2 separate regions of the Mus musculus genome follow, and region 2 is linked to region 1. Evidence: chromatin loops called from intact Hi-C (ENCODE). Cell type or tissue: heart. All regions are shown on one strand. Each heading gives the region's core, and the rest is flanking DNA. Links, peaks and the distances in the headings are about the cores only.

The links. A loop is a pair of places that touch in the nucleus more often than their neighbours do. Peaks named below come from ENCODE experiments on the same cell type or tissue, not always from the same donor. Only the 100,000 strongest peaks of a DNase experiment are listed, where the experiment ranks them.
Region 2: it touches region 1 in a loop (4-fold over the local background); 16 of 42 quality-filtered maps call a loop at or near these places.

The regions. Positions count from the first base shown.
Region 1 is chr7:98,113,297-98,129,037 of GRCm38, forward strand. Myo7a (myosin VIIA) reads right to left here and starts at 6,197. Exons shown (of 49, transcript NM_008663.2): 1 at 5,980-6,197; 2 at 4,420-4,479. The coding sequence starts at 4,437. It overlaps Capn5 (calpain 5), which reads right to left. Exons shown (of 13, transcript NM_007602.4): 9 at 15,177-15,299; 10 at 12,950-13,146; 11 at 12,533-12,648; 12 at 11,946-12,082; 13 at 8,263-10,759. The coding sequence ends at 10,577. In heart, for the core only: a CTCF peak has its summit at 7,164 (motif pointing left); DNase peaks (open chromatin) are centred at 6,255, 6,605, 7,145 and 8,689; H3K4me3 peaks cover 742 bases; H3K27ac peaks cover 1,626 bases; H3K27me3 peaks cover 490 bases.
Region 2 is chr7:97,975,423-97,991,163 of GRCm38, forward strand. It overlaps Gdpd4 (glycerophosphodiester phosphodiesterase domain containing 4), which reads left to right. Exons shown (of 18, transcript NM_177696.3): 11 at 7,401-7,551. It also overlaps the pseudogene Gm19204. Among named protein-coding and RNA genes, the nearest start is that of Gdpd4, 63 kb to the left of the region's middle. In heart, for the core only: a CTCF peak has its summit at 9,208 (motif pointing right); no DNase peak of the experiment used is centred there.

The DNA.
Region 1 (15,741 bases), core at 4,383-9,382:
AGGAGGGCTGAAGGCAGAAAGAGGGTGTTCTTCAAATGTTAAAAACAAAAAACAAAACAAAACAAACAAACAAACAAACAAAAAAAAACCCAGGTGTGATGACGCAAGCCTATAATACCACAGATGCAGAGGTAAGAGCACTGGGAGTTTGAACCCAGCCTATGCTACACAGTGAGCTCAAGGATGGCTTGAGCAACATAGCAAGAGTCTGTATAAAAAAAATTAAATTAAATAAAATTTAAAAGCCAGACAGTGGTGGCACACACCTTTAATCACGTGGAAGGCAGAGGCAGGTGGATCTCTGTAAGTTCAAGGTTAGCCTGGTCTACAGAGCAGTATTGTACTTTGGTGTGTAATTCTCCCTTCCTTTCCTGTGATTGGAAATGCAAAAAGTAGTTATAACTCTGTATTAATATGTTTGATGCGCAGTATGTAAAGCTGTAAGCTGTGAAGATGGAAAACGCTGTGGATCTTTAGAGGTTCACGTCTCTTATACACCATTGAAGTTATTTTGGTTTTTATATTGTATATTTAAGATCTTAGTTGTAAGCCTAAGAGAAGCCATAAAGGGAAAAAAAACCTTTAAAAGTGTTTTTAAACAATATTTTAAAGAATTTTTTAAAATTTATGTGTATGTGTTTGTGTGTCTGTGTAAACGTACAGCAGATGTGTGAGTGCACAGGTTGGAGTCCCTGGAGCTAGCTCCTAGCTGCTGTGAGCCAGCAACCTGACATTGTGCTAGGACCTGAATTTCAGACCTCTGCAGGAGCAGTAAGGAGAAGGAGGGGAGGGAGAGGGAGAGGGAGAGGGAGAAGGAGAGGGAGAGGGAGAGGGAGAGGGAGAGGGAGAGGGAGAGGGAGAGGGAGAGGGAGAGGGAGAGGGAGAGGGAGAGGGAGAGGGAGAGGGAGAGGGAGAGGGAGAGGGAGAGGGAGAGGGAGAGGGAGAGGGAGAGGGAGAGGGAGAGGGAGAGGGAGAGGGAGAGGGAGAGGGAGAAGAAGAAGAAGAAGAAACTCATAAAAAGGAGGATTTGAAAAAGGAATCAAAATAGTAAATTGGAAAAAATAAATTAAGCACAAAAGATGTCAATAATGAGAGGATTAGAGATGTTACAAAATGTCTAGAGAACAAATAGCTCAGCAGCAAAGGCCTTAGCAGGGGCCTGGGGATGGAGCTCAATCAGCGGAGTGCTTGCCCAGCACAAAACCCCAGTGCTACATAAAACCAGTCAAGGTGCATTCTTTAACCACAGTGCTGGGGAGGTGGGACAGAGGATTAGAAGTTCAGCGTCATTCCTGACTGCATGGCAAGTCGGAGGCTAGCCTTGGGTAAATGAGACTGGTCTCAGCAAGTCAAGTCCTCACCAGTAGTTAAGTAGGCACCACTTGAAAGGAAGAACTCGACAGAATGGATAAGAACACAGGATTCTACCAAGGACTTCCTGCCTGCACGAGACTCACTTTAGATCCAAGGTCTTTGTGCAGATAGCGTTCCAGGCAAACAGTAACCAAGAGAGAGCCGGGTGTTCACATCGGTATCAGGCCTAACAGATTCAAAGTCATGACTTGTAACAAGAGACAAAGAAGGCATTATATTCTATTAAGTCACAATCCAACCAGCATGTGGCCCAGAGCTATCTTCAAACCTTCTGCCTGCAGATCTGGGTCAAATTCACGTGGTTCCCACCCTGGCCTACCACAGAACACAGAGGAAAGTCATGTCAGACTGAAGTGAAAAAGCCTCTTCAAGGTCCTCAAAGAAGCTACGTGTGTACCACAGAGGCCAGGAGTCTCCTTTCCAATGTCACCTGGCCTGGCCACTCTGGGGACATCTTCCTGGGACTTAGGTTAGGAGGGACTTTTGTTATAGTCTCACAGCTTCCCTGATTCTGATACCCAGGCTTCCTCTCATCCTCCTGTCCCCCTGGGATCTAGCTGTCACATTTTGGCTTCCAGATGACACTCAGTTGGTCTGGAAACTTCTCCAGAGAGGCAGGGAACAGTCTTCATCTTCAGGGTTCTGCTTGGCATGAAACTAGGCCTCAGTGGGGGCTCTGTGGGGCAGGTGAATGAGGCTGGGTGAGGGGGCCCCAGATACCCTAAGACTCCCTAGGGATTCTGTCTAACTCATAAGGCCATGAAGACAAAGGGTGTGCCCAGACTGGCAGCAGGCTTCTCCACAAAAAGTCTCTACCCTGCAACGCCACCCAGGGACAGTCTGGCTTCTCCTCCCCGCACCCCCCGCCCCGGTCCCTGTGCCCCTCCCCAGGCCTCCTTTCCTTGACAACTGTCTCTCCATCAGCTCCTTGTTCCTGTCATGTCCGGGCCTGCCCAGATTATGTTTCAGTGAGTCTGCTGGAACCTCAGTTTCTTCCCGTGTGGGAAATAGACTGAGTTCCCACCCCATAGCTTCACCGAATCACTTAGGATGACAACCACAGATGCCATGCCTGGCCAGTTGGAACCCTTCACAAAGCAAAAGGTTTTCTGGGAGTAGCGGAGTTTGAGGAATTAGCCCACTGTCGTGCACGTGTCCTATGTGCCTGGCACCCTGTCGTGGCTCAGGAAGGCTGGATTTGAAGGGAGGAATGAAGATGAGTGAGTTGAATCTGTGGTTCAGGAAGGCTGAGGTACAGAAGGAAGGAGAGAAACTGAATGAATGACCTGCAATACATATTCCCACGGGAGGGCAACCTGCACATGGAAAAAGCACCATCGGATCCTCTGAGGTCTCCTGGGATTTCCTCATCTTAAATAAAGTAAGAGAAAAAAAGCACGGGAACACGGCACAGCACCGTTATCAGAAGGTATGTGGCAGCTGACCTCTGTGGACTTCTATGCTAAGCCGAGGCTGGACAGTTCTATTAGCAGGACATGATACTCTCAACCCTCCTACCATCAGCCCTTTGCAAAGTGATGGCAGCAATTAGCCTACAGCTTCATAGATGGAAAGCCAAGGCCAGGAGTCCAGCTTAGCTCTTGCATCTAAATGGTGCTCTTAGCTGGGCAACCCTCGGTACCCAACCCCAAGTCACAGGGGCCTGGTTCCCAGCAGGGAAGCTGAGGAGCAAGAGGAGGCTACCCTTGTTTCTAGTACTCTATTCGGGTCCAGGAATTCAGAGGAGACATGATCTCCAGGGTCACTGGAGCAAAGAGTCTCCCCAAAAATAGGCTGAGGCCTGGGAGGATGTAGGCAGCAGGAGGGGGAAGCAAAGGTCAGGGGAGGGAGCAGAGGGTGAGACCGGCAGGAGTGAGCGGCAGGCAGAAAAGGCAACAGAGTCTGGCAGTTCAGGGATTACAGCACAGGTCAGAAGGGACCTGGATGGGCAGCTCAAGGTCCCCCCCAGCATCATCCAAATCCAGAGCCTGCTGAGCCGGTCAGCACCTATGGCCGGGGCACCGTGGAGGATGAGAGATGTAATAGAAAGGTATGTCCCACTTGAAAATGGGTAGAGCCACCATTCACTTAAAGATCCACTACCAAAACAGTCCCTGCAAGACGAAGCTTGCCACCATTCACAGATAGTCAGAAGCAAACAGTCCAGGGGAAAAGAAGTCCAGTCAGGTAGAGGCTCTGGGGAACACCCCTGAGGCCTGTGGGGACCCTGGATCCTCCTTCTGGGGGGTGTCTGTGTGAATCACCACCCATCAGCCCCTTTTAGCCTGGCTTTGGCTTTCTCTGATGGGCCATCAAGCAAGCTTTCAGTCCCTGAATTTTTTCCTGATCTAGAGCTATAGCCTGCCTTTAACACATGGGCCCTGTGCAGCCTTGGGGTTTCCAGCCAGGCTGCTCCGTTGGCCTCTCATAGCCTGAGACAACAGGAAACTCGTGGCTGAGCCCCAGTAGCACCCGGCTTCTCAGCCCAAAGGCTCTGTGCCCGGCCCATCTGGCGCACTGCCTACATTCCTGGCTCCCACATTGGAGACCAAGAAGTTCATGAGTCTCAGGCTGATCACGGGGAAGGGCTGAGGGTCAGAGACCAGAATGGCTCTGGGGAGTAGGGGGCCTGGAAGGCTCAGCTGATGGGCAGCACCTGTGCCTCTTCCCTGGGGAGCTCCAGCTTGGGCCCTGTCACCCTGACTCACTTCTGCCCAGGTCCCCCCTAAGCAAACTTGCTAACTGCTTCCCCAAAGACCTTCTACACTGGGGCCGTTGCATGTGCTTCCTCTGTCTGGAATGTCTGGGACTGGGGGATGAATCATCACTCCTGCCCAGAGACACGTGTCAGCAACCAAAGAAGCCGTGGTGGCAGAGGTGGGAATTCTCACGGCTGGGTTCTGAAGACTAAGTAGGAGTTTGCCAAGAGGAAGAACTGGAATCCGTTTCCAATGGCTAAGCACATAGAGAGGAGGACATGCAGGGTGGGATGTGAGGTACCCAGCATGGCCCTCTGCAGCTCTGAGAGAGAGGAGACGCACTCACCTTCTGCAGAATAACCATGCTTCTACGTCAGCACACCTGCCGGAGTGACCAGACACAGCTCTGTGGGAAGAGACCATGGCACGCCCTGAGCCCAGGCAGCTTGGATCTGCAGGGCCACCTAGACTCCTCCCCAACCCCACCCCTACCCCTCCTCCCTCACGGAAATCTTTCTTGGTTTCCATCCTTCTGATTAAAGCTCAGTCTATGTGACCAGAGCCTCAGTTACCGTCACCACCTCCACTGCCCAAAGCTGCCCTCGTCATCCCAAAGGGCTTTGAAAGGAGTGTAGTCAGCCCTGTACCAGACATCAGCGTGAGGGGTGGGCTGTGCTGGGACAGGGACTAATGTCCTGAGGCTGCCCAAAGTTCAGAGAAGGACTATCTCTTACCCAAGGTCACACAGCAGGGCAGGGAAGACTTGGCACTAAGTAAGATTTGGACTCTGCTCCTGGTTCAGGACTGCTTTAGGAGTTTTAGGACACATGGCAGAATGATCTAACACCTGTTCGTGGCCCTCATCTCTTACCTCATCCAGCACAGAGCTGGACCCAGGAATAGGCTCGAGATGGATTTGCTGCCTCGAGTGTGGTCACCAGAAGCAGCCCCAGCCCATAGGTCTTGGTGTGAGGCCCCTCCATCCCTGCCTGGCCTGCCCCTCGAGTGAGCATTAAGTTTTCACAAGGGTCCATTCAGAGGCACTGGGACATCTGATCCTCTGCCCACGACACTGCCTGACACCTGAGCCCTGACCCCACGCCCTGGGTCTCTATGGGCATATGGTCCTTCGGGAGACCTACACCACGCTGGGGTCCTGGCAGGGGGATAATCCCAAAGGCAGCAGCAGTAGTTATGAGAGCTGGCGTCTGAAGAGGCTGCCTGGCCCCTGCCTCACTCATGCTGGTACAAGGCTGCAGGACAGACTGGGACTGTAGACTTGGAGGGTAGAGCTGAAGACCCATGGAAAAGCTCAGGTCTCTTCTACCCCATGCATGAGGCTCTACCTCTCCATCCCAGACTAGACTAGTGTGTAAGACTGTTGCTTTTCAAATTGAGAACAAAGAACCATAGTTTTTTGTTTTGTTTTGTTTTTTTCCCTAGACCCACAACTGATTTTACCTTGACCCCTGGGCAACCCCAGATGGTAACCTTCATGTTCTTGGGTCACGGATAGAGAATGTAAGGCACACAAAGAAGAAACAACGTGTGCAAGGAGAGATAGATTATCAGGGAGATGACCAAAAGACCAAGCAGAGAGAGGCATCCACACTTGCCCCCCCAGCCTCCACTCCCATCTTTCACCCCTGCCTCTGGATACCCCTGACCCAGCTCCAACCCGGAAACAACTCCACAGGCCCTGTGCTCTTCAGCTATTCCCTCATCTAGGGCATAAGCCTCCATGTGCACGGCTCGGGGCATTTTCTTTCCATGCCTATGGTGGCAAGGCCCCTGTAGGTTCAGGGGAGTCCAGTCCCAGGAACCTAAGGGCAGAGGCTCCAGAGGAGGCCCCAGCCTGTAACTCCTCCCCAGTCCAAAAGTTCCAGCCAGGGCAGCCCATCCTTACCTGGGTTTTATCCACACCCTCCGAGTCACCACCTCCCAGCCAGGAGCCAGGGGTCACAGGTCAGGAGGACTCTGGAAGCTGAGGCTGGAGCCTGCAAATTTTCAGCTCCAGCTTGAGCCTTGATCTGCTGCTGCTGTGGGCTTCCCTTGGGCTACTCTGTTTCTTGTCTCCCTGGGTCACTCTTTCTTTCTGTTCAGGGCAGCTGTCCAGCCTGCACTGCCACCCGCCCTCTCCCTCCAAAGCCTTCTCCCAGGAGGCGGAGCCCTGGGGGCCTCGAAGGTCTGGATGTGGTGACATCAGCATGAGGGGCGGGCTGTGCTGGGGCTGCTGACTAACGTCTAGAGGTTGCCCAAGGTGCTGTGTAAAGCTAACCAGCAGGGATGCAAGGCATAGAAGCTCCAGGGGGCACTGCTGGCCAGTGGGAACCTCGGGCCTGGGGCCAACCATCAGGACCTCAGGGTCTCTTGTCACATGTGTTACTACCTGCCATCTCTGCATGGTTAGGACACCTGATCACGTCCCATCTTCCTCATGATTTTGCTGGGTCTCAGTTCCCAGTAGCCTCCCCTGCTCACCCAGCTTCCCTCGTCAGGGCACTACTAGAGACCATATAAATGAGCAGGCTTGGCAATACCTGGAGCCTTGGCTGGACACAACATCCAAACCAGGACTCCCCAAGATGCACCCCACCCCCAGGCTCTACAACTGGCCCCCACAGCCTGTCCTAGGAGTCTTGAGTGTGCTGTTATCCAGACAGTTTGCAAAGCCACCTGAGTAGGAGCCACCTCACGCAGGACAGACTTACCCGGTGTGTGTGTGTGTGTGTGTGTGTGTGTGTGTGTGTGTGTGTGTGTGTGATTTAAATGTGTGATTTAAAAAAGGGAGTGGGTGGGAATGAACAGGACACAAATACTCATCATGGTAGATGAGGAAGGAGGCTGAAGGACTCCTCTTCCTCTTCCTCCTCCTCCTCCTCCTCCTCCTCCTCCTGAGACCTGGCCCCTTCTTCTGCCCACACTTGCCAGCTGGGACATCTACTCAGGAAAGCTGCTTTTCGGTGGGGGTGGGTGGGTTAAGGTGGGGAGGGGAATAGGGTGGGGTGGAATCTATAGTGGTATGGAGTGGGGAGAATCAATGGTGCAATGGTGCCACCTGCTGGGCACAGCCAACTGCTACAAGACTAAGGAAAAGCCGGTCAACTTCCTCATACCAGGGTGCCACAGTGAGACCAGGGTCCAAGGTTGACTTGCACCCAACGCAGCCTTCACCTACGAAACTGATACTTATGAGTCAGGTGAGTAGCATGAGCCTACACAGAGTGGGAGAGACACAGGTTGGAGCATCCAGAGCCCAATCGACAAGGCGGCAACTGGGGCAGGTGTGCTTCGTTGAGGCTGAGGTGCATGCTGGGAAGGCAGTGGGTGGGTGAGAAAGTGGTCTCAGAACCATAACGGAGACATTTCCTCAGCACCCAAACTCGGCTAAGCAGGTCACCCGATCGGAGAAACCTAGAAATCCATGCTTGTTTTCCCCAAAACAAACCACCTGAGATGGTGTGTGTCCTTACCACCTCATGCTCCACCGTACCTCTCCAGGTTCTGCCTGTTTTCTGCCCTATCCAGAAGGGGCACTGGTTTCTGGCACCTGAGCCTCTTAAGGGCACCACATCTGAACCACTGCAGAACTGGTCTTAGTTCATACAACCCTCGCCCCTTCAAATCCAATCTATCGTCGTATTCCATCATTTCGTTTTCCACAACCCGACCCAGCTTCTACCCGTGGCCCTGCCCATAAATTCCTAGCTCTAGCTACCGCACCTTCCCAGGATCTCTGCTCTGCCACCTCCGTCTGTGGCCTGCATGTAAGTCTCTCCTCTCCACTAGAACAGGGCACAGATCTTGAACTCAGAGACTAAGAGTCAGCTCCTAGGGACACTGCTTATCAAGGACACTACAGTACTTCGATCAGACATGATTTGTACATTTTCCCCAGTTGCTGGAAGGCTGCTGCAGAGCAGGAACTGTGTGCCCCCATGTCCCCAGGGCCTGAGATGGGCAGAGCTCAGCAAAGCCAGCCCCACACTGACTGGAAGCAGGGAACCTGAAGGATTCCACAGAGCTGGGCTCTGACTCACTAGGTAACCAGCAAGGCCAGCTTTTATCTGTGATTCCCAAGGCCTTCCTTGCTCATCCTTCTGACCAGAGGTCAGCTACCCATTGTGCCCTCTGTCTTTACCCTTGTGTGTGGGGGGGTGCGGGGTACGGGAAAAATGAAACAGACAGATCCCTCTAGAGCGGCAGTAATATTTATTCTGAGAAGATAACAGAGTTCCTTTCCCTTGACCCCAGGGCATTGTGGCCTGGAGGAGTGAAGGCCAGGCCCTGTTGGTTCACGTAGAATACACTGTAGGGCTGATCTCCTGCAATTGGAAGACTACAAGGCCTCCTGGGTGCAAACGATAAATGAAGCCACGGCTATCCCTGCTCCACCCTGTCCTCCCTTGTCCAGTCTTCAAGGCTTCTTGGGGACCGGAAGTTCCTTCACAGCCAGGAGCCAGCCTGGCCTAGCTTAAGAGAGAGGAAGCAAGAACAGGGCTGCTGACCCAGTTCTGCTAGAAGTGGGAGGCAGTGGCTAGATGCCAGGTGAAGCATCGACTCGTCTGCTACTTGGTCCCTGCTCGCCCTGTGCCTCAGAGGGATATGGCTGAGCTAAGACCCCTATGTCAGGCCCTGAGACCCAAGATCGTGAGGCTCACCCTCCCTTCTTGACTGCAGTCTTGGTCTGCAATAGCCATCGAGAAGTGAAGTGATCATGTGACCGTGCGGAGTGTATGATAGACTGATACACAGCGGAAGTGGTGTGGCCTTGCTCTTATCCTTGTAAGAGTCCCTCACAAACAGGAGTCTCGAGCCCCATGCTACAGAGGGAGGAAACGAGGCACGGGAGGTTGAAGTGATTTGCTCCTGGTGAAGGGAAGCCCCAGTGTGCAGGAGGGATGCTCTCATCTTTAATTCAGCTCCTAGCCCTTCCTGTGGACCGGGTCCCAGGCCAGAAGAGCCACCATGGAGCAAGATGGCAGTCAGAATCCAGCACCTCCAGCCAGGAAGAGGACCACGTTGGAGGGACCAGAGGCAGAGTGTAACAGTTCCAAAAGGAATTGTGGCTGATAACTCAATTGTATTATTATTATTATTACTATTTATCTACTAAGTCTGGCCTGGAAGCTGAAGGAGGGCACAGAGGGGGACCTGTGAGCCACAGCACCAGTAAACAAGAGTTCCTCAGGAATGCAGGTGGCAGCCAGGAATGCACATCTCATCTCTGTCCCCCTCTGAGATTCCTCCAAGAAGGTCCCACTGTGAGCACCCACCCGTGCCCTCTCGTGCTCAGTGTCAAGATAAAAGCAGACGCTCAACAAAATGAGCCTGCAGAGGACAAATGTGGGGGCTGGCCTCCCTCACTCGGAGATTTTGTTTAAATGCTAAGACTATCAAATGTTGGGGATTGAGAGCAACATTTTGGTCTGGACAGTAAAAGCATGGTGGCCTTCTTGGCTCTTTGGGGATGCTGGTGCAGAGCCCTCTGGTCATGAGAAGTCCCCATCGGTGACACTTGACAGATGATCTAACCCTGAAGGCCTGGTACCATCCACCCTAGAGTCCTTTCTTCCAAGAAAAACCCAGGGTCTTTCAGCAGAGGCAGCATGTGTTCCCCTTGGGTCTCCCATAGCCTTACATCAACCTGCCTGGCCAGGCCACTCCTTCCAACACCACAAGCAGAGGTTGGGAAATCATACTTTCTCACCAGCATGATCATAGCTCTTCAGAGGGTGACGGTGAAGTCAGAGCCTGGAGCTCAGGAAGGGATCTGCCTCCGAGAAGACCTGAGAATCGGGAAGCCTAGGGAGGCTCGATGGGCTAATTGGGCAAGTCTATATTGAATAACTAAATGAATGGGGGTCAGGCATTAGACAATGAGCAGATGTCTCCTGCATATGCCAATAAGGGTTCTTTCAAGATGGTTTTAAAATGGGCTGTAGTGGGATTGGGGATGTAGCTCAGTTGGTAAGTGCTCGCCTAGCATGCACAAAGCCCTGGGTTCCATACCCAGCACCACTCAAACTGGTATAGTGGTACGGCATTGAGGAGGTGGAGGCAGGGGGATCATAAGTTTAAGGTCACTCTAAGCTACATAGCAAAGATCTGGGGAGGGAAGCAATCTCCCCCATAGCAAACAAGGAGAGGGAAGGGGCGTGGGACATGGCAGTTTGTGTGTAAACAGTTGACACTTGGCACTCCTGGCAGACAGCAGGGCCTGGGGAAACGTTTTCAGCAGATGGCCCCTTAACAGCAGCGCCCACTGGGTAGAGAGAACTGCATTAAATCTTAGGCAAGAAAACTCCCCCACAAGACGGGAATTCTTTGGGGCCCTCCAAACACTGAGGCTCAGAGAGGGCAGGGCTCTCTTCAGGTCACACAGTGGGTCAGTGGAAGAGTGAGGAAAGGGCCCCAGTGTCTGGTTCCCAGGCTGGTCCCAGGCAAGGTGGGGACATGCGAGTAGTGGTGAGGACTAGTGGGGCAGGACAGGCAGGCTGGGGTCAGACAGCCGTGAGAGAGGCACTGCAGAGGACTCGCACAGCTACAATGCCTGGCAGGTCACTGGGCTGCCGGCTACTGCGGTCCTGGAGATGGAGGGTGTGGAGGTCCTGCAGGTCATCCGGGGCAGTCTTCAGGTGCACCTGGCCCAGGAATTCATCCTTCAGGACTCGGTGATTCCAAACCTGAGAGGAGACAGAGGGTGAAGAAGGAGGGGTTTATCTAAGACCAGGAACATAGCCTAGGGCAGTGGGGAGTGAGGGCAGCCGGACCTAGAAGCCTCTTCACTCAGTGCAAGCCCAGTCAGGGAAAAGCCCATGGACTGATGGGGTGCCCTCTTCCAGAGCCTCAGGCTCCCCATAAAAGCATGTTACCACTTAGAAAGCTCAACCTGTCACTACTAGCTCTAGTAAACTTGAACTGGGTTGGGAGGGGGAGGGACTTTGAACTTGACCTAATTCTGCCTGGCTCCTTTCTTCCTTCCTTCCTTCCTTCCTTCCTTCCTTCCTTCCTTCCTTCCTTCCTTCCTTCCTTTCTTTCTTTTTTCTTTCCTCCCTCCCTCCCTCTCCCTCCCTTCCTCTCTCCCTCCCTCCTTCCTTCCTTCCTTTCTCTCTTTCAGGAGACAATGTTTCACTATGTAGCCCTTGCTAGCAGTCTAATCTACATAGATCGGGCTAGCCTCAAATTTCTAGAGTCTGTCTGCCTCTGTCTCCTGAGATTAAGATGTGGGCCACCACACTCAGCATCTCATTTTAATATTTGCCTTGAATTACCTGCCCCTAATGGTCCTTCTAGACTCAGTATCTACAAGTCTGTGATTTAAACCACTGGGACCGAGTGTTAAGAAAACTTGGAAAATCTAGTAACTCCCCCAGGGTGCTACGCATTTGTTTACAGATGGTTTCCTGCCCAGAGAGAGGCTGCTCTGGCCCCGGGGACAGAGGAGAAGGTTCCTTGATAATGAGCTCAGAGTCACCGTGTTCCAGTCATGTTGGACTGAGAGAAAGGAACTGTGCCCAAGGTCACTGGCATTCAGATCAGCTCCCCGGGGCTCTTAGGAGACAGCCACACACCACACATGACCTCAGTGTCACCTTCTCAAGTAGACTGACTGTGGAAGCTCTGAGGAAGAGTGACCAAGGCTTTGGGCCAGGTCAGCAAAGAGCACCACTGTCCTCAGCTGGGAGACCAACCTTGTTGGTTCTCAGACCCAAAATGACTAAACATCAGCCCCCTCAGAGGTGCAAGAGGTGGGGCAAGGCAACAGAAGCTTGCACCTGGGCTCATACGGAAGGGTTCTCTGCCCAGGGCCCTACCTCTCGGATCGACAGGCTATGGGAGGGGCAGGATATGCTTGTGAGTGGGTCTCACCTGCACGGTGATAGGCTGAGCCAGCTTCTTGCGATAGAAGATGCCTTTTACATTGTACTCTGGTGTCGAGGTCCCTCTCTGCACAGCTGAGCGAACCTTTTCGCCCTCACACTTGATGATCACATATGAGTTTGCTCCTGGAGAGAGGATTGGGGAGCTGGGGTGAGGACGGGGCTGGTACAGAGCCTAATGGGACAGGTGTCTGGAAGGTGACATGCCAACCTGATCTTTGTCCCAAAGGGGAAGGGGAAACAGGACACTGATTCACCTTCCTAGTCCCCTACTTTCTAGGGCCAGGTAGAGGGAAGAGTACAGAGTGGCCTCTGGCCTATGGTTCTTGCCAATCGTTCTCTGTATATGGGTTTCTCAGCTCAACACCTTCTCTAGAAGAAGAGAAGCTGTCTCTGAACCCCCAGCGGCTATCTGATGTCCCCACCACATGGGGGCGCCAGGGAGGCACGAGTGGACCTCTCTAGAAGCTCACATCACCCGCTGGATGGCTGATGGTCTACAGGTGCTGAGGTCTCAGGAGACTGGGGTGTGCACTGAAGTAGAGGGAGCCTGAGGTAAACTCCAGAGGAGCTCACCTGTTGGGGAGTCCTTGAGGCCAGCAGCCCCCAGGACATGTACCTGGGCCACCTGCTGAGGGTAGCCACAGAGGGAACTCCAACAGGTCCGAGGGGGCTCATCCAGGCGTAGTTCCCTGAAACAGGGCAGGATAGGGGAATGGATGGGCGGCATAAAGACAAATGTGCAGATGGGGTTCAAAACAAGGAGCTAAGCAAACCTCATGGCAAACTCAACCACACCCACTACCACAGGCCTCCAGCCTCTCTGCCCCACCTCCTCCTCTCAGGACGGCAGAGCACTTAGCACTTATAGATACTATTTCTCATCCTCAGATGACAGATGGGACATGTGGTAGTAATGGTAAGACCCATGTTAAAATCCAGCCCAGCATGGGGTATATATGCATGCGGTCACTAGCCCTAGCCCCCACACACCGGCAGTTGGAGGGGACATCTGTGAAGACTCGGAGCAGGAACTCGCCAGTGTGGCCTGGCTCAAAGGTGGTAGGGATGATAACGTAGCGGCCCTCGGGCAGCTCTGTCCTCAAAAAAACGCTGCGGGAATTGATGTAGATGGAGCTGGCGGCCTTATGCTGTAGGCTGTGCATACGGTATTGGCGGTTCTCTTCCACCTGTGTGGAGACAAGAGGAGATGGGGCATAAACAGCCCCGCATCAGAGACTATCCCATCTCCAAGTGGCTACCACGAAAGGATCAGTAGGATACACAGACAGACAATATCCAGAACTAGCACATCTATAAGGACAAGATTAGGTTAGTGTTTGGTTAGGGCTGAAGGGAAGGGTATGAAAAGCACAGAGGCCCTTGTGCTCACAGATGAGCACCAGGGAACCAGGAATGTTAAACACACAGAGTGATAGCTGGGAGTGGAGGTGGCTGATAAACTGAGACCACACCAGATCCTCCAGACCCTTACGATGCCCATGCAGCCAATCTACAAAACCTAGCCTTGTGAAGATGCCCCATGCAGTCAATTTACAGAACCTATCCTTATGAAGATGTCCAATGTAGCCATGTCTTCAGCTCTATTGTACACACAGGATTGATTTATCACCAGAAAAAAATTTTCTCCAAATTGTGCTGCCCCAAAATGAACCACCCAGGGTCAGACTCTTGAAGTTTGGACCAACACCAGCTACTGAGTCATATTGAACTGAAGTTCCCCCTGGCCTCACACGGATCAATGCTCTGCTGGCTGGGGTGTTTTGCAGAGGCCCCCTCAGAAGGCTCTATCATATTGGGTGGCAATGACTTACTGGAGTGGACCGTCTCTTCACAAAGACGATAATCTAGTGATATCTCTAGGTTATAAACATTAGATTGCTCAATTAGGTGGTCTGTGACTTTTACCACAAGAAAAATAATTTAAAAGTGGTGAGAAATCTCCTGGTGATCCCAATGAAGCTATAAGTTCTTTTTTTTAAACTATTTATTATATATGTGTGTGTGTATGATGGGGGACATACATGCCACAGAACACAGGTATTGGTCAGAGGACACCGTTGTGGGGTTAATTCTCTCCTTCCATCTTCGCATGCCTTCCTTCGAGCTCACAGCATCAGGCTTTGGCAGCAAGCCTCTTTACCTGTGGAGCCTTTCTCTTGCTTTGCTTCTGAAACAAGGTCTCCTATAGCCCGGGTTTGAACTCGCTTTGTAACTGATCATGTCTTGCTGCTCCTCGTTTTCCTGTCAAAGCCTCTTACGTGCTGGGATTACAGGCATGTGCCGCTATACCCAGCCTGACCCTGGAGTTTTGTCACAAAGGTACCAAATGCAGTTGTCCCCCACTGCCAACCCTGCTTATCCTCAGTTCCTATTTCCATGATTTCAGTTGCCTACAGTCAGCCGTGCTCTGAAAACAGTGAAAGGAAACCTCCAGAAACAATGGATGTCTTTTCAATTTCAGACGTGTTGAAATCCTACACTATCTCAAATCACTCAACAGGAGGGACTCAAGTCACCTTGTTTGGCCAGCACATCTGTACGGTGTGCTGAGCTCACCGATGAACTGTTCATAGCTGTCTTCCTTATGGCTACGGTATGGTGCTACCTGCAGTGTGGGTCGTCCAGTGGTGTCTCAGAACTTATCTTCACGGTCTTGGAAGACTACTTATCATGACATGCCTAACTCACATCCCAAAGCCATGAAATGGCACTACCAGCTGCCAGGACATCCTGGACAGCTCCCGGAAAAGCAGCGCATGACATGACACAAAGTGTCACGGCGTGTCAACACATGAATGAGCCAGCACAGGGGAGAGAACAAATGGTTTTCTCATAAACACTGACTGCTAGGGAGCAAGCACGCACCAGTGTCTCACACCCACGTGGGTTCAGTAAGTTCTGAAGATCTGACATGTATGGCGCGGGATCTGTCATGCCAACTGTCTCCCCACACTGAGTATCACATGTGGAGGGCATCAACTTCCAAGCCAGGGGAGTTATGGCAAGTCTGCTGGTCTCTGTACAAGGTTGCCTACTCCTGTGCACGGAAAGGCCTCCAACACAAGAGACTACAGGAGATGAGAGGCCTAGTCCTGGAGGAGGGGCAGTGATGGGGGAGGGGCAGTGAGACCATCAGGCACACAAGACCTCACGGAGCCCAGGCCAACCGCAAGTGGTGTGGGCCCGCAGAGCTCACCTTATAGATGTCGAAGCCAATGGCCAGATTCTCGCCTTTGCCCTCCCGGCGAGTTGAGCGCTTCGGCCGCTGCTGGATACTGATCAACACTTCATCTTCTGGCTTCTTGACTTCAAATACGTACTGAAGGTGTGGCCATGAAAAGAGATCCACAGTGAGACCCAGGTCAACCTCCTGGATCTCGGGAGCCTAGACTCCAGCAAAGGCCCAGCCATGTTGGTAGCATGAACTTAGGCCATCCCATCTGCTCTCCCAGTCAGTCCCTCCTCTGGAGGACGAGCCCATTAACTCATACAGTGGCCACCCTGACTGAAGACTGGGAGAGCTCAACCAGATGCTAAGTACTCACCTCAGAGCCTGGCACACAAGTGCTGCTCACGAAGGACACACTGAGTCTAAGGACTGAGTAGACAGACTGCAGTGGAGGAGGAGGCTGCTGGGGAGAGTTCCCAGTGGGAAGCACAGCCTGGCCACACTTCCTGGGAAGAGCCAAACTGGGCTACTGTGAAAACAAAGACCACTACTTGGCCTCTCACTGTGCCTGAGACTCCAGACAAGAAAGCTC
Region 2 (15,741 bases), core at 6,395-11,394, 140 kb before region 1:
CTTTTGATCTTTTGATTGGAGAATTAAGGCCATTAATATTTAAAGTTATTATTAAAAAGTGTGTGTTGATAACCATCAATTTATTGCCTTTTTGCTATTTGTCTTCTTAGTCCTATTTTATATTTCAGTAATTATAACTTCATTTGTTTACTTTCTGAAGCGTTTGGGCCCCACCTATCTATAGGTAATCAATGGTCACTGAGAGTGGGAGAATCTGTTTTCTCCAGGGACAAGCTTTTTGATAGGTCACCCAACCCTAGGTGGTCCCTAAACACATGCATATATGACCAACACCAAATAGACTTAGTTTGTTTATTTTTATATATGTCAATAATGTTTATAGAAGTAGAGGTCATGAATGAGGGCATACAACAGGAGTTGGAGCAGGGACAGAAAGTAGTGGAAATTATGTAAATATAGTACTCATGTAAGAAATTCTAGAAAATAAATTCAAAGATTAAAATGAAAAAAAAACATTACAGTAGTGTAAAGTATTATTAAAAATAAGTGAACCACTTAGCAAATTAGCAAAAAGCCATGTATAGATATTTTATACTAGAAGATATACAGGTAACAAGTTCATAAGTGCACATCTTTTCAACTTCATTAGATATTAGGAAAATATGAGTAGTACTAGCATTACTCATCTATCTGAATGTCTTAGGAGAGAGCAAGATGGCAAATCTGATTCAAATCCTCTAATGATAATCTTACCATAGACATACCCTTTTGAACAGCTATTCATTTACAAGAGCCAAGAAAGCCAGGGAAGGGACCATACTGCCTGGTTTTAGTAAAATAATAAGGAAGGATTTATTGAAGAAGCAGGAAGAAAAGAATTGCCAATCAGCCTTCCTTCAATTCTCAGAAGCATGGAGAGAGAAGAGGGAGTGATGGGAGGAGAGAATCAAGTACAGGACTTAGACCTCAAATCCAACGTCAGGCCTGTCAGGTGCCTGTAGACCCTGTCCTCAGACCAACACTCATGACTACTGAACTACTAGAATTGTGTTAACTAGCTACCGGATTACCTCTACCACCTCTCTCCCAATGTTGACTAGCAGAGAAGAAAGCAAGATTCTACTTTCTGGGAGCAAAGCACAAAAGCTACCACAGGACTTTGCCTACTTTGGAGAAGACCTGCGTCAGGTAGAAACTAAACACCCATCCTGCTGAGGTCTTAGACAGAGCCTCTAGGTATGCTTGAGCCTCAGTCAGAGAGACCTCAGAATCCGGACAGACTCAAGTTTTGGCCCAGTCCATTATCAGCCTTGGGTTGGGCTTGTTCACTCCCACTCCCAAACACCCAGCCCATGCAGGGCCCTGTGAGATTCAAGTGCATCAGCCTTGGCAGCTTAAAGACTTCCTGTGCTACCTGTTGCCAAGCCTTGGGCAGCACAGGTATTCCTCGGCTAGTCCTCAGAGATGGAGATTTTAGAATTTCCCTAGATCTATATCCCAGTGGGATACATTTGTCTTCTGGCTTGATTCACCAGCAGCTGTAGTGCGAGCCTGGATATACCCCTGAAGCTTTGCAGGTCCTAATGGAAAACTCAGTTATGACTTATTAGCTTTTGAGTACACGTCACTGGTGACAGGGCAGATGTAGAGGGGTCCATCTGCAAGTACGGGGCAGAGAAAGCTGTACTACCAGAGGTGAGCCACCAAGGCTGGATCGTAAGTTGGGATGGAGTACATTAACACTATCCCAACTTGGATAGCAAGACTATGCTGTGGAGAGGATGTGGTAACAAGCATAGGACTTTGCCTTGGAGATTAATACTGGATGTATGAAACCTCACACTGGTCAGAACCCTAACAGTCCCTGTCCTCAGGCCTATCTGTGGAAAGGCCCTCTACAACAGCCCTGGTTTATTGGTTTTTTTTTTTCCTTCCCAGTGCCACCTGTGACTGATTGCAGCAGACTCTGGCTATGAGTTAGCAGTAGGCAGTCAACAACAGTGTAGAATTCAATTCTTGACAGTCTGTCTGCTGTGAGTGTGACAGTGTTGCAGTTTTGGTGGCCCTATATTAGAATGGCATAGAGGCCTGGGGCTGGTCCCTCCATGGTACTTATATCCAGAGAGGGCAGAGTCTTCAGTGTCTAAATACCTCCTGGTGACTGTGGGTGAAATTGTTCAGACTAATATAACTCTCTGCAGAGGTTTAGATACTTCTCTAGTTCACTCCATGAGCAAATTAGCATCTGGGGATTTGAAGTAAGCGTGGGCTTGGACCACCCTCTAGTGCTGAAACAGTGGCAGTGCTCCTGCAGTGACTCCAGCACACATGGCTGCAGAAATTACTATAGACCAACAGAAAACACATAGCCTGCATAGACTTTCTAGAAAAGTAAGCACAAAGCCAGAGTACAAAAACTGAAGCAACTACATCACACACTAATAAGCATCAGGGATGTTCATGGAACTATAACCTCACCTGACAGTTGAAATAAGGTACCAGGAGGTGAACAAATGGTAACTAGTATAGTCTTTGATAGTGAACTTAAGACGTTTTAAAGAAACTTGATGACCTTCAAAAGAAAACAGAATGATTCAGTACTCAGAGAAACTTGACAGCAATGGAAGCATTTTTTAAAAATAAAGCTTAGTTGAGCTGAAATGACACAGTAAGTCATTAAAAATCTAGGAGATAGAAGAGACCAATACAGGAAAGAAGTAATGAACTCAGAAACAGGCTATTTGAAACCATAATTGGAGAGAAAAAAGAATATAAAGCATGAAGAATACTTGAACAGCTTTAGAGTAGAATTAGAAGAGCAAAGATTCAATCTGTTGGGTTTCAAGAGGGATTTAGTAATTCCACGTGGATATGCAACTCGTCAGAAAGTTAGTGATGAAAATGGAAACTTCCAAATCCTCAGGAGGAAACAAATATCCAGGGACAGGAAAGTCAGAGGTCACTAATCACTCAACAAAACCTGCCCCAAAGCATGACGATGTCAAACTTTCAAAAGGCAAAAAGGATATCCTCAAAGTAATAAGTGTTGGTATCAGGACCCCTGACATCACATCTAGGCAACAGCGTGACCCACACACCCTTTGCCAAGGCAACAGCCATCGTATTCCCAGAATCCACTTGACTCACCTCCCATCATTACCTGTGGCTACGTCAATATCTATATTTAAAAGGAAGACCCCTCTGATCTCCCTCTTTCTTTCCCCCTTCCCTTTCTGCTGCCACCTTGCCCTTTTCTCTCTCAATAAACCTCAAGTGGAACTGTTTGGTCTGGTGTGGTCTTTCTGGAGCCACACAACGATCACAACAAGTGTTCCCTGAGTACCTAAGACAGACAGACATATCGTTGTGGACCAGGAGAGGTGCATGTGAGTTCTAGGAGTTAAAGGTTCTCCACGGAACCACTTTGATCACAGCCAATGTGAATGTATTAGTTGCTTTCCTCATCACTGAGACCAATACCTGGCCCAAGTGGCCTGGAGAAGGAAAGATTTGGTTTGGGACTCACTGTTATGGGGGGATTCCATCCATGATGACAGGGAGAACACAGTAGAGCTGGCTACTTTATCCTGAGCCAGAAAGCAGAAAAAATGGAGATACTAGCATTTGTCTTTGTGAAAGTTGGGTTGCCACAACTTGACATAAACCTAGACATAACTTGGAAGATGGGATTTAATTGAGAAATCATTTTCATAGGATTGGCCTGGAGGCCAGTCTGTAGGGCATTTCCTCAACTAATAATTGACTGATGTCGGAGGACCAGCCCAAATAATAAGACAAATATTAATAGGCCTAAAGGTATATATAGACACCAATACCATAATAGTAAGAATTCTAGTTTGCATTACCAACAATGGATGATAATCCAGAGAGAGTCAATAAAGAAATGACAGAGTTAAGTTGTGCTCAACACCAAATGTTCCCAACAGACATCTATAGAACATGATATCAAATAGCTTCAGAACATAGATTCTTCTTAACAACACATTCAACACAACAACATTTAAGATAAATCATAAATCATATGATAAGACATAAAACAAATCTTAACACATTTTTAAAAATAGAAAGCATATTATGTATTTTTTCTAACTACCTTCCTTTCTTCCACAAAATTGCAAAATACAAACTCAGCACACAGAAATCTGTAATACTGAGAGTTTGTATTTGTGAGGTCCTAGGTCCAATTGTGGGGTTCCTAGCACCACACTCAATCAATAGTAGCATTGCTATGGCTAGTAAGTGGTCAGTTATCAAGAGATAGAAATCAAGATAGGTAGAAATCAAGAGGTGGGGGCTGGAATAGGTAAAGTGTTTGTTGTGTAAGCATGAAGACCAAAGCTCTAATTTCCAGCACCCAAATAAAAGCTAGACATGGTATCACACATTTGTATCCCCAATGCTGAGGGAACAGAGATAGGAAGGTTCCCATGTGCTAGCAGGTCTTGCTAGTTGGTGATCTCCAGGTTTTTGTAAGAGACCCTATTTCAATGAGTAAGATGGAAAGAGATAGAGGAAGATACCTGACACCAACCTCTGCCATCCACACATGAATGCATGGGATGACTTACTTGTGCGCACACACACATACACACACTCACACACACACAAAAGAAATGTGACATCAAGATCTGGGCATGGTAATACATACTTAAAATCCCAGCCTTGAAAGGCAGAGGTAGGAGAATCATGAGTTCAAGGTCACCTTGCACTACATAGTAAGACCCTCTCTCAAACAAACAAACAAACAAAATCAAGAAAACATTTTCATTTATACTAGATGCAAAGCAATATAACACTTGGGAATATGTTTGAAAAGATAAAAGATCTCAGTCCCCTAAAACCTATAGAACATTGGTGAAGAAATGGAAAGACACACAAAACATAAACATGTCCTAGATTTGTGAAATGGGAGACTCTGTGCTATTAAAACATCCATAGTACCCAAAGGACTCTATGGATTTGTGTGATCCTTGTCAACAGATCAATGACAGTTTTCACAGACCTAGAAAAAAGAGTTTTAAAATTGTATGAGACTACTAAAAAACCATAAACAACAGTTTGGAGGAAAAAGAACAAACTAGAAGGAATTATACTATGGATCTTCAAAATCTATTACTATGCTATGGTAATAAAAATAGCATGGATAGCCAGGTGTGGTGGCTCATGTTTTATTCCTAGAACTCGGGAGCTGAATGATAAGCCATTCCTGGCTTTGAGGGCCAGAGCTTCTGGGTTCTGTGTTTCAGTGTATTGCTCCATTTTCAAATCCCCTGCTCTTTGAATGACCTGTTACATATTTGTGTGTGGCAGTAATAGAAGTGTTCATATGTGTGGGCACATGTAGAGAGCAGAAGTTGGCATTGGCATACCTTTCTCTCTCATTCTTTGCACCCCTGCCTCACACAGAATCTCTCATTGAACTTGGATCTCATTATCTAGATTAGAATGGATGGCCAGGGAGCCCTCAAGATCTACCTGTCTCTACTTCCTAGTGCTGGAGTTACAAATGTGTGCTGTGTCCAGGTTTTATGTGGGTGCTAGGATCTTAACTTAGGTTCTCATGCTTGCATAGCAAGTACTTTACCAACTGGGCCACTCTCCAACCATAGTTGTAAATTTTATCCAGCAGGATTTTTATCTAATTACTATAGTTTTCATCACCAGAATTTCAATTTCTTCTTATAACACACACACACACACTACCTGTAGACAAGGTTTAAACTAGACATCACCTGCTTCAACCTCCTGCATGTTTTATCCCACCAAAGTTGGCTCTACAGAAATATTTTATATTCATGTTTACTTTGCATGTTAGTTGCAAATTTATAATATTATTCCATACTATCTAGTGTCCTTGTCTAATCCTATCCACTGTTATTTTTTAGTTTGTCTCTGTCAAAGAAGCTCACTGGCATATATGGACATATTCTTGGATCTTTACATCTCAAAGTTTTTATTACATGCTAGACATTGTAATTTTACATGGATGGGGGCTACTTTTGTTGTTTCCCTAAAGAATGTTGGGCTTTTTCTAGCAGGTCGATGAAGTAGAAGTACTTCTAACTAGTTTGATCCTCTGAAGAGGTCTTAAGCACTCTTATGGAGGTACTTAAGTGGATGTACACTGTTCTAGGTCTAAGTTATCTTCATTTCTAAGGTATGTCTTTCTCGAATCTGTAACGAATACCCATGCAATTACTGAGGTCTCTCCTCTCTTGTTGAATGGAATCGACTGACTCACACCTCATGTGAGTTCTGCCATTTGGGGGATTCTGATAATTTTTCTTTTCTTGAAAGTTGTTTGTCTAAAGTTTCTATTGCATTTATTTACTTGCATGTTTATGTATGCATGTGCATGGACACACATCTAGAGGTCAGAGGACAGCCGGTTTTCTCCGTCTACCATATGGGTTGTGGGGATTGAACTTAGGTTGGCAGGCTGGGCAGTGAATACCTTTTCCACTGAGCTGTGCCACCAGCCCGAAAGTTGTTCTTGCTAAGCTCCAAAAAGTTTCCTGTGTGCCGACTGACACTTTGTAAGACTTAAGATCTCTGTGTGCACTGCTCAGGAGCTATTCTTTGTTTTGGCATAGCTCCATCCTCTATGGGACTCTTCAATACATTGCAATTTTCTTTTCCTACTCTGATCTCTTTCTTCTCATTGCAGCAAGAAGGCTAGGTCCCTTTGGGCTCACCCTTCTTGTACAAAACTCTACTAATATCAGGAATGTAGCTTGTGTAATGTTACAGATTAGTTAATTGCTTCCCTCTTATCAGAAGTAGAATACTGCAGTCCCAGCTGTCCTTTGACTAATAGTTACTCCCTTTATTTTGTCCTGTTTTATAGCTGTGACAAGCTAAACAGCCTCTCAATACCTCATGACCATTTTAGATATTCTCTTGGTGATTATTTTAATGAGAAAGAAAGAGAGAGTGTAATAAAGTTAGGGATTCTACAGAACAACTAGGAAGTAGAGAAATCGGGAATTTGTTTTAGGTCAATGTGCAATGTGGAACAGGTGCTACTCTGAGAAAAGGCTCAGAAAAATCCAGAAAACTCACACAGAAACATGTCTAATATGGTCCTGGGGACCCTATCTCATAGTCACTCCCATTCACTATACCCTTAGGTCATTCCTGATGTCAGCAATCTTCTAAATAAGAAGCTACTCTTCCAGCACCACCAGTATAAACACACACACACACACACACACACACTATATATATATATATATAATTGATTCCCGGGCAGGAAAATGGTGGCATCTGACTGGCATTTAGTCCTTTGCTGAGATTGGAGGGAATGTGAGAAGGCCTTGCAAGGCTTGCCACCCTGAAGGGCTTTGGGGAGCCGTGTATGCCATGATAGCTAGGTTTATCCTCTGTACTTCTCCCTCTCTTTCCCCTCCTGTCTGCAGTTTTGATAGTGTGCCTTTCCTCATGCATGACTATGACCTGACTAGAACAACTAACATCAAAGAGGTTCTACCATCAGCGGCTGGAAACCACACTTCCAACTTCAACTGGACTTTCCTGTCAACTCTGAATGCCGGCAAATGGTTCTTAAAGGTAGGACTCTGGCTCTGTGAACTTGTGTGAAGCCCTCTGTTCAGGTTCCTGTGTCTAAAGAGAAAGGTAAAAGGCAAAGACTGATTAAAGCATATGGGGTCTCTCCCAGCTTAGTAGCAGGGCTGTCACATTTTCAGGGTATCATGGGTCAGCATTTACTAGAAAGATTGATAATACACTTGTAAACTCAACCCTTACTGCTTGTCCTACCCAAGCATTTCACATCCTTTGATAGTATGTTTGCAACACACATGGCACTTTCCTAGCTGTTTAGAATATTTTACAATTGTCATAAAGCAGACTTGGAAACATTTATTTTTGAATTCTTGCTATTTAAGAATGTGTTAAGTACCTCCTGGGTACAAGGCACATGGAAAGTAATGACAAATAACCCAAACGGAGCAGTATAAGGAGTATGCTGACAGCGCAAAGGGAACAATGTTACAAATGCACAGCTAGCATACATTGTGATAAGTGTCAACGCAAGTAAATTTCTTATTATTTCAGAAGCATATGAGAACAACTTCTGACTTAGTCTAAACAGTGAGGATGTGAGGTTCTGGAAGAAGACAGGCTAATTAAGGAAACTGTAAGATATAAAACATACATTATGTATGATATAATTTTGAGTCACCTTCTTCTTTAGAAAGTTGGAGAATACGTAATTGTAAAGGTATTATTTATGCTATAGGGAGATGGTTACCAAGGGGAACCACAGATGATGGTGGTGATGTATTTCAAAGATATATTACACTAAAGCCAGTGTGTGTAGCTATTTATATTTTAATGTTAATTATGTTCCCCCCAAAACTGTTTACACAAAACATCTACATGTAGCTTCTGGGAACCTGCCCCCAGTTGGTTCTGACTGGTAAGTAAGATGCCTCCAGCCAATAGCTGGAGAGGACAGGCAGGCAGGGTTTTAGGATTTCTGAGCTTGGGACTGGGAAGAGGGAAAGGGAAGAAGATCTGCCGTGCAGGGAGAGCGTGCTGGGAAGACTACAAGACAAAGAGCCGTGACTTCCATGTTAAGGGGCCGGGAGAGCACAGCCAGAGCGCAGACCAGTTGGGCAGCCCTCTGGGTCCAAAAGCCAAGGCAGAACACAAGATTTAGTAAATAGAAACTCGAGATTAACCACATAGAAGTTAGACAATGGCCCAGCTGTTGAGTTACTCAAGACATATTAAAATATAAAGATTATGTGTATGTCTTTCGTTTGAGAACATAAATCATGGGGCAGGTAGTGAACGCACCACTGAGATTTCATAATATATATTTCAACAAGTGTGTGTATAAGGAGGCACGTGTGGTCTCAGTCACGTGTGGTGCTGAAGGGACTTGGGAAGTGTGCTTGGGGATTCTCTGGAGGGAGGGGACGTGTCAGAAGAGCAAGAGGACCTCCCAGCAGTAACTCTGCCAGATCAGGAAGAAGAAACTCAACACGAGTGGGCTAAGTATTCAACAGGTGCTGTTCAAAAGTCACTTCAGGCCACCTTCTTCAGGGTCCTGGGGCAAACAGGCACTTCTTCCATGGAGGTTCCTCAAAGCCAGCCAGCCAGCTGTCTGGAGGGAGCAGTCTCTCAAAGGCCCTCATCATTTTTAAGTAGAAGCATGGGGGCTTCAAGACGCTTTGTGGATTCTTCTCCGCCAGAGGGCGCCATCTCACTTCCCCTGTCAGCAGCAGACCCTCACCGTTCATGGAGTCCAGGTATTGCATCTGTTTCCTCACATACTCCACCAGCAATTCAAGATGTCGAAGGTCCTCACATTTCTGGTTGAAGAAGGTTCTCCAGAGTGCAGCAGCCAGGCCGTGGTCATCTGAAAGGATCCCCTCTTCGTATCCCAAGATTGCTGCTTAGAAATTGTCACGAGGGCCATGTTGTTTGTTCTTTAGGATATAGGAATTAACCCCCATGATTCGGCCTCGCTGCTCCATATCTTCCCACACGAAATGAACTATGTCCGGCCTTCCTGCTTCATTCGGACTAGACATATCCAGACGTAAAGCAGGGTTATGAGGAATCAGGAGTTGAATGTATCAGGCATCTGACACCTCAGAAAGAACTCCTCGAAGTCAGTTTTCTCCACGCAGCTCATGTACATGCGGAGGGCCGCGATCTTGATATTCCATTTACTGTATTTCAAAGGTCCAGTGAATCCCATGGCTTCTGTTACCTTCGTGAAGGGACCGACCTTCTCTTCAACAGGCTTCGGGAAATCTTGGGTAGTAGGCAGCTTACTTGTGGTATTTCCTACTCTGCGCTGGGTCCTTTCCAGCAATCTGTTCTGACCCCACACACACTCGAGACTGATTCTTCTGGAGCCACTGGGAAGTGCTGCTCCACTGTCTTTGGGTAGGAGGCACTGATACCAGTTGGCTGCATACTGGAACCCACTGAGAGATGCTAGCCTGGTTCCTCTTCTAAAAAGGTGGAGGAGCCAAGGCCAAAACAGGGGTAAGAAGTGAAAAGGTACTTCAGTTTCCCTGGGGAAAGGCGACCATGCAAAGGAGCTACAGCACAGGTTCCCCCATTTCTCCCCTGCTCCTCCTGTCCCGCTCTCTCCAAGCCCCTTAACTCTCACTCTTGGGAGGAGGCTGGCTAGTGGACCTCCGTAAGCCAGGGCTACAGAGTGAAACCGTGTCAAATCTCAAACCATCATGCACATGTGTATGTGAGCATATGTGTGGGGTAGAAATCAGAAGACAGCTTTCAGGAGTTGGTTCTCTCATTCTATTACATTAGTCTCAAAGGTCAAACTCAGTCACGAGGCTTGATAGTGGGGGCCTTTGATGTAGGTGCCTGTTGAGCCATCTTGCTGAGCCACGTAATGTTTTAACAATGGAAGGGCTATTATGTATTAGATGTATACAGCATTGCTCCTAAAAATCTTATTAGGGTTTGTAGGATCAAATATAGTACTCAAGATGAGACAACGCTTCATCAAACTGAGGTGTTTGATGGACCTGTAGAGTTGATGATTTGAGTGGGTGGTATTTTAATCTAATGGGTAATTTTTCTGGGTTGTTCTTAGTTGGAACTTTATGGTGTTTATTACCAAAAGACAGCCATAATTATTTTCTATGGTTTGATTCCACCTGGGGGGTATAGCATGTAATATTTAATATTTCTGTTAAATATTGTTCTTGGTTTGGGTTTTCAAAACTTCCCTTCAATACTTTTCCTAGGGCTGGGAATGTAGCTCAGTAATAGACCCCTTACTTGGAATGTTCAAGGTCCTGGGTTTGAGCCTCAGAGTCATAAAAGAAGGACGGAAGCCCAGTCATTTTCTATTTTCAGATTCTGGGACTAGTTTTCAGTAGCAGGATTGGGTGTGTTGTTATGTTAGATTTTGGTGGGTATTTTTTTTTCAATGGCTTTAGCATGTTAGGTGGTATGCATATAGCATTTAGTTTCACTATGACTGTAGCTACTGTGAATTCTGAAACCTGGAGTTCACATTTGGTTTATTTGGGAGACAGGGAACTTTAGGCTTTACTGTAGGGCTTTCTTTGCTTTTTTCTGATATGTCATCAGAAGGTAGCTGAAATGATTGTTATCTGTGATTTAAAGTATTTAAAGGGTAGTATTTTTCAGTAAATTTTTGCTGTTGTTTTTGGGTTTCTATTGCTGTAAAGAGATACCATGACCATAGCAACTCTTACAAAGGCTGGTTTACAGGTTTAGAGGTTTAGTCCACTATCATCTTGGCAGGAAACATGGCAGCATGCAGGCAGACATGGTGCTGGAGAAGGACCAGAGAGTTCTACATGTAGACCCGTAGACAGAGGAAAGATAGAAAGAGAGATATACTGGGCCTGGCTTGAGCTTCTGAAACCTCAAAACCCACTGTCGGTGACACACTTCCTCCAATAAGTCTATATCAACTCCCAAAAGTCCACATGTCCTAATCCTTTCAAATAATGCCACTCACTATGAGCTTATGGGGGCCATTTTCATTCAAACCACCACAATTGTGAAAATCATTCTGGTGATTCATTGTTTGATAGTAATGACCATTAATTGATTGAAGGTTATAAATTGATCATTATTTATTAGTATCCCTATGCTTAAGAGACTTGTGAAAATCTAATAGTTGTATGTTAGTCAGATTTCTATTACTATAACAAAGACCCTGAGATAACAAGCTTACAAGAAAGAAAAGGTTCTCATAGCTCAGAGCTTTGGAGGCTTGAGGCCATGATCTGTTGGCACTGTTGCTTTAGTCACATCATGGTAGGGAACACATGCCAGAGCAAAGCTCCCAATGGCTGAGAAGTGAAATAGAGAAAGAAGAGACCTAGATTCCACATGCTTCTCCAAGGGCACTTCCCACAGTGACCTACATCTTCCAAATGTTGTCACTGTCATGAACCAGCCTTTAACACATGGATCTTTAGAGACATTCTAGATATGGACTACAACAGCCCAACTGATAATGAAATAACAGATATGGGAATTCTAGGATCTGTTCCTAGAAACTTAGTGAATGTTTGTTTCTCTTGCCTAACCAACATTTCTGGGGGTCTTTCTTATATTTCTTTTTAAAGTATATATTCTTACAGTAATAAAAACCCATTTCATTGTATGGATAGTGAACAGGGTATATTTAGCAACTAGTGAAGAACAGGCAGGACTAACAAGGCTTTCTCAGGAGAGCTGTGAGAAACTAATCTATGTGTAGCCAATGAAAGGAAGGTGAGATCAGGCTGCTGAGTTAGACACAAATTGAGTAAATGTACTAAATGACAAAACTGAGACCCTTGGAGTTATTGCTTCTTCTATTTAAAAAAAAAAAGCACCATTTTGTCTTATTGGACAAAATTAACTTTCTTATTTTCTATAAACTAACATATAACTTTATATAGTCCGGGCCCTAATCAGAAGAAGTAATGAGTAGCTGGTTGTGGTGTACATATATAACCCTAGAAATCAGGATCCTGGAGTAGAAGGATCATAAATTTGAGGCTAATCCAACCAACATAGCAAGACTCTATCTAAAGAAAAAGAATAATGTTTTTAAAAATGAGGACTTGGGAGATGGCTCAGTCAGTAAGGTGCTTGCCCTGCAAGCCTGAGTGTCTAGGCCGATGGATCAGGGAGTCACCAGACTTGCCAAAAGATCAATCTCTAGGTTCCATGAGAGAATGGGAGAGGGACAAAGGACAATACCAGCTTTCTCCTCTGGACTCGTGTATGGAGAGGTATGTACATACACAGATAGAACACACATAATACAAAAACTAAAAATAGTGTCAAGCAACCAAAATTTTCCTGTATTCTATGCTCTGAATAATATAGCAGTCTCCTATTGTGATTGTAACTTTTACTGATTATTTAAAAGCAGATTTCATATTATTTAACTCTTAGTTTATGTAAGTGAATAAGAAGGGTCAAGTAACAAGAAACACAGATACAGTCTTTTGTTCGTTTGGGTTGTTGTTGTTTTGTTTTTCTGCATAATCAGCAAGTCTAGAGTCAGGCTCTGTTAACCAGCCTTTAAATTAAGTTCTAGGAATGAGGTAGGTAATCTATACATCTTACTTTAATTTTTTAAATTTATTTTTAAAATGTATTCTCTGATTCCAATTTTTATTATATTTCATTATTTAAAACAATGTTTAAATTTAAATATATTTTGATCATATTCTTCCCCTCAAGTTATTCCAGATCATCTTCCCCTCCCTACCTGCTCAACTTCAATTTCTTCTTAAAAAAACAAACCTAAAACCCAATACAAACCCCCCCAAACCCTAGAAAACAAAATAGAACATTACTCAAGAAGAAAAACCCCCACCAAACTGTAACTAAACAAAAGCACATACACAAACTGTGGAGTCTATTATATACTGGTCAATGACTCATGGTCATGAAGCCTGTTTGCCCTGGAGTAGTTGATATACCCAGCATCACTCCATTGGAGAAAACTGATTTTCCCTAATCCAGCAGGTATAAATGACAGTTCAATTGTTATCCTTTACCCTGGTGGCTAGATTTTCACATATTTATTCATTAATTCATTTAAAAAATATAACAAAATAGAATATAAAACAAAATTATCACATCAAAATTAAAAAAGACAAACCAACAGAAGGAAAAGAGCCCAAGGGAGGGCACAAGAATCAGAGACCCACGCGGTTACTGTGCACGCTGCTTTGGTCTTTGTGGGTTCAGATGAACTTTGCTCATGGTGACTTAGAGAGCCTTGGGTTTTTGGTGTCCTCTATCCACTCTGTCCCTTACACCTTTTCTGCCTTCTCTTGTGTGGGGCTCCCTGAGCTCTGAGAGGAGAGATTTGATGAGCATCCCATTTAGGGCTGAGTGTTCCAAGGTCTCTCACACTCTAAAATGTCTGACTGTGGGTCTGAAAAAATCTATGGCACATGGCTCTCAAAGAACCTAGGCCAGGCCAACTCCATGGTTCCCTGCAAGCTGGTAGGGTAGTTTAGTGGCAAAACATTTCCTGCAAATGCTTTAGGGTCCAAGAATTTACTTTCCATGCAGAAAGGAGAAGGCAAGCCACCACAACAGCATCACAGATGTTGAAGACAACTGCATCACTAATAAGGATAAGAAGAGGGTAAAGTAATAAAGAAAAATATCAATTTATATAAAATTATAATCTAAAATTAATGAAAGTAACAAGATCAATGAGAAAAAACAGAAATTACAAAACAAAACAAGTTCAACTGAGAATTGAAAGAACCATAATGTGGGGAGTACCTTTATGACACTAGAACGCAGGGATGGAGGCTCATGTAAGCATGAGCTCGACTTCTCTAAGTTCAGTGAGCTGTGTAGGTGTTGTCTGCAGCAATGGGGCCTTGCTGTCAGTTTGTGAAGAGCAACCTGCAGTCTTAGCGACAGCCTCAGTTGTTTGGGGGATTCTCGTGGGACCTCTCTGGCCAACAACTCAATTAGATGCAACCAAATCCTGGTACTAGAAGTTTTGTTTGATGATCAGTTGGAATGCTTGTCTCTCTCATTATTTGGCAATTTCATTTAGAATTCCTTTATATATGTATATATTTTAGGTATATTTCTACTGTATCATGTTTTCATATTATCCCTTCATTTCAGCTGTCTTCCTCATACTCCTTCCCATAACTCTCTCTCCCTTCCCCTCCTCACTTGATCCTCCCATTCCAGCCCCACCCCCATGTAGTCATACCTATCTATTCTATTTCCCCTTTGTAGTGACATCTTTATGTTCCTGTACTCCCTTACTCAATCTAAACCTACCCTCTGTGGTTCTGTTGGCTGTAGCCTGGTTATCATTGACTTCACAGCTAATATCTACACACAAGCAAATACAGACTAGTTTTGTCTTTCTAGGTCTGGGGTAGCTCACTCAGGATAATTTTTCCAGTTCTATCCATATGCTGAAAATTTCACAAAGTCATTTTTAAACAGTTGAATAATACTCCACTGTGTAAACATACTGCATTTTATTTATCCATTCTTCTGTAGACAGACATGTAGGTTGCTCCCAGTTTCTAGCTATTATGAATAGAGCAACAAAGAACATGTTTGAACAAGTGTCTTTGTGGTAGGATAAAGCATTCTTTGGATATATACCAAGAGTGGTATGGCTGGACCTTGAGATAGACTGATTCCTTCCTGTCTTCCTGAGGAACTGCCATACTGACTTCCGTAGTGACTATACAAGTTTGCGTTCCTGCCAGCTATGGATGACTGTTCCTCTTATCCTTGCCAGAATGAGCTATCATTTGTTTTATTGATTTTAGCCATTCTGACAAGTATAAGATTAAATCTCCAAGTAGTTTTGTTTTGCATTTCCCTGGCAGCAAAGGATGTTGAACATTTATTTCATTAAGTGTTTCTCAGCCATTTGAGTTTCCCCAACTGAGAAATCTCTATTTAGATCTGTACCCCACTTTTATTGGATTTTTTTTTCTTGATATCTAGTTTCTTGAGTTCTTTATATATTTTGTATATTAGCCCTATATCAGATGTGTAGTTGGTGAAAATCTTATTCCATTCTGTAGGCTGATACTTTGTCTGAATGATACTGCCCTTTACCATACAGAAGATTCTCAGTTTTATGAGACCCCATATGTTAACTATTGGCCTTAGTGTTTGTGTTGATGGTGCTGTTCACCATTTTCTTGTGCCAATGAGTTCAAGGATATTTCCTATTTTCTCTTCTATTAGGTCCAGTGTATCTGG